2 separate regions of the Homo sapiens genome follow, and region 2 is linked to region 1. A link is an interaction called in ENCODE POLR2A ChIA-PET data of the cell type or tissue named here. Cell type or tissue: OCI-LY7. All regions are shown on one strand.

Region 1 (5,000 bases):
AAATGGTATTTCTAGTTCTAGATCCCTGAGGAATCGCCACACTGACTTCCACAATGGTTGAACTAGTTTACAGTCCCACCAACAGTGTAAAAGTGTTCCTATTTCTCCACATCCTCTCCAGCACCTGTTGTTTCCTGACTTTTTAATGGTTGCCTTTCTAACTGGTGTGAGATGGTATCTCATTGTGGTTCTGATTTGCATTTCTCTGATGGCCAGTGATGGTGAGCATTTTTTCATGTGTTTTTTGGCTGCAAAAATGTCTTCTTTTGAGAAGTGTCTGTTCATGTCCTTTGCCCACTTTTTGATGGGGTTGTTTGTTTTTTTCTTGTAAATTTGTTTGAGTTCATTGTAGATTCTGGATATTAGCCCTTTGTCAGATGACTAGGTTGTGAAAATTTTCTCCCATTTTGTAGGTTGCCTGTTCACTCTGATGGTAGTTTCTTTTGCTGTACAGAAGCTCTTTAGTTTAATTAGATCCCATTTGTCAATTTTGGCTTTTGTTGCCATTGCTTTTGGTGTTTTGGACATGAAGTCCTTGCCCATGCCTATGTCCTGAATGGTAATGCCTAGGTTTTCTTCTAGGGTTTTTATGGTTTTAGGTCTAACATGTAAGTCTTTAATCCATCTTGAATTAATTTTCGTATAAGGTGTAAGGAAGGGATCCAGTTTCAGCTTTCTACATATGGCTAGCCAGTTTTCCCAGCACCATTTATTAAATAGGGAAGGATCTTAGTCATTTTTGAATCCTTTGGCAGATTCAGTTTTGTATCCCTCTTCCCATTTGTACTGTCTAGCACTGCATCTTATTCATCATAATGGGCACACAGTACTTTTTATTGGTGACAGTGATGACTTGAATAAAACCTTTGAAACACCAGAATAAGCTTTTAAATTTTTGCTCAGTTGTTAAGCTTTGGAATCTTGGAATTAAGAGAAACTTAAAGATCCTTTGATCTTTTTCCTGGTTAATCTTCTTTAATTTTTGTCCACTGCTATTTTTACAACATGATTTTTATTTTGTTTACCATCCCTTCACTTTGTTCCCAACCTTTTAAAAATTTTATCTGTGTCTGTCTTGGTGGGTTCCCAGCATGGACCATTATATCCTAGGTTTGTTAAGTAAATAGTAATTTGGAATCACTCATTACCTTCTCTGCATTGGATACTACATCTATTATTGTATTAACTACACACACACACACACACACACACACGTATGTAACTCAATCATCCGTGTATTAGTGCACACCAACAATCTTGGCACCCATTTTATACTGTTGATTATTCATTTGTGAACACTATAGTATATTTTACAAGTGCTTCTGTGCTTTTCTACCTTTATTTGATGTAGTTGATTCTAAATATAGACCTTGCATATATGTATATTCAGTACTTGGTACATGGTAGGTACTCAATAAATGTTTGAGTGATTGTGATTTTGAACTTGCCTACTTTGCGAGCCCTCCTTCCCACCTTTCCGCTTCACAGCATCCTCATATTACCTTGTGATCTGTTCCTACTGGGCCACCATTAATTGTTCCTTTAAAGAGCCATGAGTTATTTGTGTCTCTGTGAACATACACACAGTTTTATCCATCTAGAATGACTTCTCTGTCATCCCTAATGTATTGTCAGGCTTTTTTCATTCTTTCAACTTCTGAGATTGAGATCAGATTACCTCTCTGCAGCCTTCCTGACCATCCTTTCTTTCCTAGGTAGAATTGGCCACTCCCTTGTGTCTTCCTTGTTTTCATATCTGTTTCTCTTGGAACATATCTACTTTGAAGGAAAAGACTGTATTTTTACTGTTCTATCTGCAGTACCGAACACAATATGCCTAGTAATAACTGCTTACTGAATTTTGGCGAATGAGTGAATAACTAAAATAATAATGGGACATTTCAGGGGTTGATATTTCGGCCTGCAATCTTTTCGGCTCTGTTATCCAACCTGTTGCCCATTAGATCCAGCAAGTTTGGTCAGGGTGTGCTCTCTGTCCTCATCCAGCTTACTGACTCAAGTGTTGACGGAGGCAGAGTTGAGGAGGACATTTTTGATGCCTGATTTCTGATATGTTCAAGTACTCAAATTTGCACATTTTAATTTCTTTGTATTTTTGTCTCAATAATGTGAAAGAACAACAAAACTTCAAAATGTTGTGTGAGTAGGTGGTTCTTAAACTCTTTCTTGGGTGAATGAATATTATAAGACTATGTTGGAAAAGCATTCTTATATTTCTCAGGGTAAAGGAACTTTTGAGGTATTCTATGAAGACTTATTAAGGCTGCAAGAAGCTGAAATTGGGAAGCCTGTCTGTTTTTCTAGTCTGGCCCTCAATTTGCATTACATCTTTGAAATAGCCTGAGTATACTGTCTTATGGTTGATGCCCCTTTTAGACGGTCAGAGTCTTAGCCCTTCTAGAGGTATATTGAGATTGGAAAATCACACTGTGTTATGACTTTTCGTGGTTTTAGTAGTTGTCCTCTAAGTTTGGACTATTTAAAATCTCTAGTAGCAGATGAGAGGTAATAACTCTTTGGAAACAGACTGAGATAAAATTAAGTTTTGGTAAAATCAGTCGTGATTTGTAGCTTGGAAGAATAGGCATATTAGCATTTTAACAATATAGCTTTGATGCTTTAAAGAACACCAGGCTACTAAAGAGATGTCTTGGTTCTCTCAGATGAGTTCTGTTGTATCACTTTCAGATATTTTGTTCTTTATCCAAGCAAAGCACAACAAGTAGTTTCTAATATGAACTGGATTTGTAGAATTTTGTATGAAGTCTGACTTAAAATATAATTAAATTAACATTTGGGGAATGAGTTTAGTCTTTACTAATTTTTTTAGGTCAGAGAGCATAACTTCTGTGAAGCTGCCCCCATTTCACCCTTCATGCTTCACAAATACTTGTAGAATATTTTCATTGCCTTGCAATTAGGAGTTTACATACAGGTCTCTCCTAACAGATTGAGAGCTCCTTGAGGGCTGTGACTACCAGTTGATCTGGCCCTTATTAGGTGTGTAAATTTTTTTTTTTTTTTAATCAGACTTTTGCTCTTGTCACCCAGGCTGGAGTGCAATGGCGTGATCTCAGCTCACTGCAGCCTCTGCCTCCTGGGTTCAAGCAATTCTCCTGCCTCGGCCTCCCCAGTAGCTTGGACTACAGGCGTGCACCACCACGCCCAGCTAATTTTTGTATTATTAGTAGAGATGGAATTTCACCATGTCAGCCAGGCTGGTCTTGAACTCCTGACCTCAGGTGATCCACCCGCCTTGGCCTCCCAAAGTGCTGGGATTACAGGCGTGAGCCACCGCACCAGGCCAGGTGTGTAAATGTTTAAGAGGATAAATGAGAGATGTCATGTGCGGATATATGTCCTATTGCAACCAGAAAGTGCCTCTATTAATAAGGAACTGCATATAATAGTGCCTTCTAGAATAGATAGACCTGAGGTTAGGGCTGTAGTTGCTATGTACAGTGGATATTACTATTGGGTGTTCCTGTCAGCAGGATTACCTCTTTCCAGGTAGTTCCAGATTGTGACAAATGGATTAATCTGGTAAAGACAGGTGCTGTTTTAGGTATAAAGTTTAGCATTGATCCCTAAGTTTACTTCTGGAATAGCTGCTCATCTGGAGTCATCATTTGCAGGCCATTTCTGGTGGACCCACCAGCTGCAAGATACAGATTTATTATTTGACCTGTTTTCCTCCAGTGCAAGGATACTGTGACTGTTAAGCAGCATGCATTAAATAACTAACTCATCTGTTAATAAGTGTGCACATAGACTTTGGCCAGAACACATTAGACCCCTGAACAGAGAATCTTAAAATACTAATGCATTTATTTTAGGTGGCAAAGAACTAGATTAGTCAACTAAAAGCACATGAAAACTGTCAACTCCAGTTTTACAATCTACATGCCATGTCGATACAGAACTTGTGATAATGTGAATGGCATTTTTAGCAGAGAATTGTAGTATTTAAAGACAAAAGTTCATGAGTGTTCTGAAATAATGGTACTTTTTCTCAACCTCTCGCTACATGGGAAAGGCAGCCTTCAATAATCTCTCTTCCAAGTAACATATAGGGCAGTACTAAAGAAAACTGAATCAGCTGGTTGTGATGGCTCACGCCGGTAATCCCAGCACTTTGGGAGGCCAAAGTGGGTGGATCACCTGAGGTCAGGAGTTCGAGACCAGCCTGGCCAACACGGTGAAACCCTGTCTCTACAAAAAATACAAAAAATTAGCCGGGCATTGTGGTGGGCACCTGTAATCCCAGCTACTCGGGAGGCTGAGGCACAAGAATCACTTGAACCCAGAAGGCGGAGGTTGTAGTGAGCCGAGACCTCGCCATTGCACTCCAGCCTGGGTGACAAGAGCGAAACTCTGTCTCAAAAAACCAAACCAAACCAAACCAAAACAAAACAGAATCTGCATTCCCAAGAGTCCATAGTAGAGGAGGAAGAACTGCCAGTGCCTTTTTAAAACGCCAGTTTATAAGAGTTGTGCCTGATTCTGTTTCGATGCTAATAAAGGTAATTCACTTTCAACTCAGACATACTGCTTTATAAAACAAACATGTTTAAAACAGTAGCATTAAAACATTATAGTTTGTTTTATAGAGGAATAATCTGACACCTAGAGAGATTACGTGGTTTGTACAAGGTTCTTTCAAATTCTTAACTAGTTTAGAGGCTCACGATCGGTCTTTTTAAAGTAGCTTTTCCCTTTCCAAAATAGCTTTTCTTATCCCTCCTTGCCTTTCATTTTGTAACTTTATAATAAAGTCAGTATGCCCTAATCACTTTCTTTTGTTTGAAGTAGCCAGCATGCATCTGACAGACATGCAGTTAGACAAAGGCTCAGTGCTTTAAGCATTGACAGTGAAGAGAGTTCAGTGATTTTATGTTACTTTGGAGATGTGGGGAGAAACAGAGATGCAGTATCTCAGGAACATTCAATTTTATGCTTTCTCTGAGCTATAACATCAT
Region 2 (5,000 bases), 57 kb after region 1:
CATTTCTTCCCTTGACTTTGATTCTAGTACCACTTTATATATGTCTATGTAAGTACCCTTGCCCTGCCTACCCAAGCCAAGCAGAATGGGTATTAGACTCTGCTCCTTTCCTCTAATTTGGTCCGAATCCTCAGAAATCATTCCTGACCCCTTTGCTTTGGCCCTGTAGTCCTACCTAGTACCTGGCTTTTCTTCTGTTTTCTGCTAATCATCTCTCCTCTTAGCCACATTTCAGTATTTTTCCATCATGCTTATGAGGTCAGATACCAGCCACCCCCCCCACCCCCACCCACACCCCCTCCCCCCGTCGCCCCCATCCCATTGGCCTGAATGTTCTGCTTCCCACCTGAATTTAGTCAGGCAGCTGATATGAGGTGCCTCATCACAGCAGAGGTAACAGAAGGATTAGAGTCCTTGAAAGACCTTTTTTTACTTCTGGAAGGCCAAATGCAGAGTAAGGCAACACTTTAACGTGTGAGCCTTTGATATGTGTGCAAGGGTACCAGTGAGATCCTTAGTTGGTATAGTAGAAACTCTGTTAACTAAGCAAAGGAGATTCCTGACCGGACCCTATTGCTCTGCTTATCACATATGAGATTTTTCTGATTACTTGTCTTTTTCAGCTACTGTCATTTGGCTTAGTTTGGTAATTTATTGTGGAGGGGTAGAGATAGAGGCATTTTGGGGGTTAACTTGTTTTGCATTTCTTGTTTATAACATGGGGTAAATTCTTTAGCCTGGACCTAAACTTCTTTAAATCTGCCTTTGTGGACTTAGACTTGTGTGTTCCCTTCCTTCAGGCCCTTACTCAGTATCACCTCCTCAGTGAGGCCTTTCGGTCCAGCTCATAAAAATACACAGCTGCCTCCTCTCCACATTCCCTATCCCCCTTTCCTGCTTTATGTTTCTCCATTGCACTTTTCAACTTCTCACATATATTTTACTTATTTATCTTATTTATTTTCTATCTGCCCCAACTAAAGTGTCAGCTTTATGAGGACAAGGATCTTTGTTTGGTTTCTTCACTGGTATCTGCTAAGAAGGCTGTTCTAGGAAACTGTCACTTGATAGAACAACATTTCACACATCCAGCTTCCCAGAAGCTGCTCTTCTAGAAAGATGTGTATGTATGTGAATACACCCACACTCGCACTCACACGTAACCCCCCTCCCCGCCCCCCTTTTTTTGTTTTTTAATAAATTCAAAAGAGTCTCTGGCTTCTTGAGTTGCATTTTTAGCTTGGAGAAGGAATACGATGATTTTTGTGTACCAGTTAGCTGCATTGATAGCCTCAGATTTCCTGTTTGCTGAGGGCAGTGTTAGATTAGTCAAGAATCTGCATGGAAAGTCCAGTCTTCGTGGAAAGTCCATGCAGTGCACTGTGCATCCCAGTTCCTGGATAAATGTGCATGGTCTGTTTGTTGCAGCAGCTACTGCCTGCAGGGATGTCTCTGCACTCTTTGTGCTTACGTGTGGGACTAGCTCTGCAATTTCTAGTCATTTTGGCTAAGAGAAGAAAAAGAGCTTTGTGTCTTGTTCTTGTCCCCCACCCCCCACCCCAAGAAGGAGTCTTGCTCTGTTGCCCAGGCTGGAATGCAATGGCACGATCTTGGCTCACTGCAACCTCCATCTCCTGGGTTCAAGCAGTTCTCCTGCCTCAGCCTCCTGAGCAGCTGGGATTACAGGCGTACCACCACACTTGGCTAAATTTTGTATTTTTAGTAGAGATGGGGTTTCACCATGTTGGCCAGGCTGGTCTTGAACTCCTGACCTCGTGATCTGCCCACCTCGGCCTCCCAAAGTGCTGGGATTACAGACGTGAGCCACCGTGCCCAGCCTCTTCTTGCTTTTATTATTATTTTTTTATTTTTCATGTTTCATCCAGATTGCTGGCTCTGATTTTTCTTTGAGTTCTCTGTATGTTTCACTGTGTGTTTTGTAACATTTTAGTTTTTCCTAAAACCAAAGGATTGATTAACCTTCAAAAGGCAGCACTTTTTGATGTTAGTCTGTAACCTTTTATCAAATCAATATTTCCCTAAATAGAGTTGACACACAGACATTCTAAATTATCTCCTAATAAATTGTTTTGACTTCGGATATTGAAATTGCAGGCCCATCTCCCCACCCATCTCAGTTTTCTCTCTTTTTTTTGCGTGTTTTGTAATAAGTCCTACAATGAAGTGTGTGTGTGTCTGTCTGTCTGTCCCTCCCTCCTGCCCCCTCTTTCCCCATTCCCCTGTGTGTGTGTGTGTGTGTGTGTGTGTCTGTGTGTAATTACAAAGAAGTTGTAAAGGCCTTTTAAAGTAGTTATGATGTGATTTCCCCTCCTTTTTAAAAATAAAGTATTTTAAGCGTAAGTAGTAACATCTTAGAGGGCAGGTACGTGGAGACTTTGACTTTCTATTTTATCTATCTTTAAATTTTTTTTTTTTTTTTTTGAGATGGAGTCTCGCTCTGTGGTCCAGGCTGGAGTGCAGTGGCGCGATCTCGGCTCACTGCAAGCTCCGCCTCTTGGGTTCACGCCATCCTCCTGCCTCAGCCTCCGAGTAGCTGGGACTACAGGTGCCCACCACCACACCTGGCTAATTTTTTTGTATTTTTAGTAGAGACAGGGTTTCACCGTGTTAGCCAGGATGGTCTCGATCTCCTGACCTCGTGATCCACCTGCCTTGGCCTCCCAAAGTGCTGGGATTACAGTTGTGAGCCACCGTGCCCAGCCTGAATTGTTTAAATGTTTACAGTGAGCATGTTATTTTTATGATACATAGTAATTTTTGATGAAAACATTCTGAAGGCTGAAAAGAATGTCCTGTCTTTTGAAAATAAATCCATCTTTGTGCTGATTAACACTGGAGGCTAACCAAAGCGTTATAATAAAATATTACATTTAAAACACCTATGAAAGTGGCTAGTTCAAGAATATAATTTGCCTTGAAACATAGCTTGAGATGGAAGTATACTTCTAGTAATGAAAGATCTTGCCTTAGTAATAAATGAAAGTAAAATATTCCATTATTGTCCCTTCATAGAAAACAAATACAACCCTAAATGACATTTTAATTAACTAGTGATTTTCCTCTAAAGCTGAGATTTGTTTTTTTAAGACCTATGTAGGATTGGCAAATAGTGTACAAAATCTGGACATCCTTTGAAGATAATTGTTGGGGTGGGATGGGGGCATAGAGTACTGTTTTATTGTGTTCATTTTTATTAATGAAACTGTGAATTTAGACCAAGCAGTGATTTCATAGTGGAAGATGGAACAGGATGTTTAGTGGGTTTTGTATACTATTTTTGTAAAAGGCTTTGGTGCAGAATCTTTCATAAAATGAAATCTATTTTCAGCATGTCTGTTATTTATTTTTAGAATTCACAGCAAGAGTTCTTGTTTGAAGAACTACAAACCTTTATTGACTCCAAATTTGACTCAGCTCTGTTATATTTTCCTTTTCTTTTTCACTGATAAGGGAGGGTACTTTATAAAGTAGATTTGTCATTAAAAAAGAATAATACATTTACCTGATCAGAAGTTCTTTTGGGTTTAAAGAAAAAAATTGCAGCCCAGATTGCAACAAATGGTCTGAGTTATAATATGTTATGTCTTTCTTTTTCTTTCTCTCTTTTTTTTTGTTTTGTTTTGAGACAGAGTCTCACTCTTTTGTCCAGGCTGAAGTGCAGTGGCACAATCACAGATCATTGCAGGCTTGACTTCCCAGGCTGAAGTTATTCTTATACCTCAGCCTCCCAAGTAGCACTCACCATCGTAAGTGGCACGTGTGTGTGTCCATCATAAGTGGCTGGCACGTGTGTGTGTGTGTAGATGGTGTCTCCCTGTGTTGCCCAAGCTGGTCTCAAACTTCTGGTCTAAGTGATCCTTCTGCCTCCACCTAGCAAAGTGTTGGGATTACAGGCGTGACCCACCATACCTGGCCTCTTTCATTTCTCGTCAACCAAGAATTACTTTCTAGCAGCAGGTGTCCAGTATTACCAAATGGAATAGCATATTTGAAAAGAAGTTGTAGACTTTTAATTTAATGGGCTTCATTAGAGAATTCTGACACCCCCCATCCCCCAGCCTGGCCCTGCCCCTGGCAACGCCTGTCAAGGTAATCAGTTATTTTTATTGGACTTTTTCTAACAGTCTCCCTATTCTGAAATACTCTCAAGCTATCTCTAGACAGATGAGATTTTATATTCTAGAAAACTTAAATTACTGTCCTAATGCTAGTTAGTACATATAGTGGTTATACTGGAAAAACAGAGTGAGAACTAGTTGAAGAGGAAAAAAATCTGTTGTCTACTGTCCTTAGTTGTAATTTTTTTTTTTTTTTTTTGAGAGGGTGTCTCGCTCTGTCGCCCAGGCTGGAGTGCAGTGGCGCGATCTCTGCTCACTGCAAGCTCCGCCTCCTGGGTTCAGGCCATTCTCCTGCCTCAGCCTCCCGAGTTCCCGAGTAGCTGGGACTACAGGCGCCCGCCACCACGCCCGGCTAAGTTTTTGTGTTTTTTAGTAGAGACGGGGTTTCACCGTGTTAGCCAGGATGGTCTTGATCTCCTGACCTCGTGATCCGCCCGCCTTGGCCTCCCACAGTGCTGGGATTACAAGCGTGAGCCACCGCACCCGGCCCTGTTGTAATGTTAGGAGGAAATTATATATTTCATAACTTTGGAACCATGAACACAGCACTGGAATCCTAGGGCATACAATATTAAGGGAGTGATATCCTCCCAAGGGGGTGAAAATTGCCTTTTGGGACCAAAAAAAACTTACAGTGATATATAAAACACAGTTACACAAATTTGTGGTATATCTGTGGTATTAAAGTTTCATGAAGTGAGGAGTGAGTAGAGAATAATGTCTGAAAAGGCTCTTTGGGATATGATAATGGAAGAAAAGGCTGAGAAACACTGCCTTAGAGGTGTGGGCTGGAATATAGCGGAGCACATTTTTAGCATTAAATCTCTCCTTCCTCCTCTAAAATGCTCATGGTGAAATTCC

The links. Peaks named below come from ENCODE experiments on the same cell type or tissue, not always from the same donor. Only the 100,000 strongest peaks of a DNase experiment are listed, where the experiment ranks them.
Region 2: POLR2A ChIA-PET joins it to region 1 with 7 read pairs; 3 of 35 experiments call an interaction of 5 or more read pairs at or near these places.

Annotation. Positions count from the first base shown.
Region 1 is chr15:85,465,888-85,470,887 of GRCh38, forward strand. All of the region lies in intron 1 of AKAP13 (A-kinase anchoring protein 13), which reads left to right. Among named protein-coding and RNA genes, the nearest start is that of AKAP13, 88 kb to the left of the region's middle. In OCI-LY7, no CTCF peak of the experiment used is centred here; no DNase peak of the experiment used is centred here; H3K4me3 peaks cover 382 bases; H3K27ac peaks cover 1,328 bases.
Region 2 is chr15:85,522,635-85,527,634 of GRCh38, forward strand. The region is part of intron 3 of AKAP13 (A-kinase anchoring protein 13); the gene reads left to right. Among named protein-coding and RNA genes, the nearest start is that of AKAP13, 140 kb to the left of the region's middle. In OCI-LY7, no CTCF peak of the experiment used is centred here; no DNase peak of the experiment used is centred here; H3K27ac peaks cover 944 bases.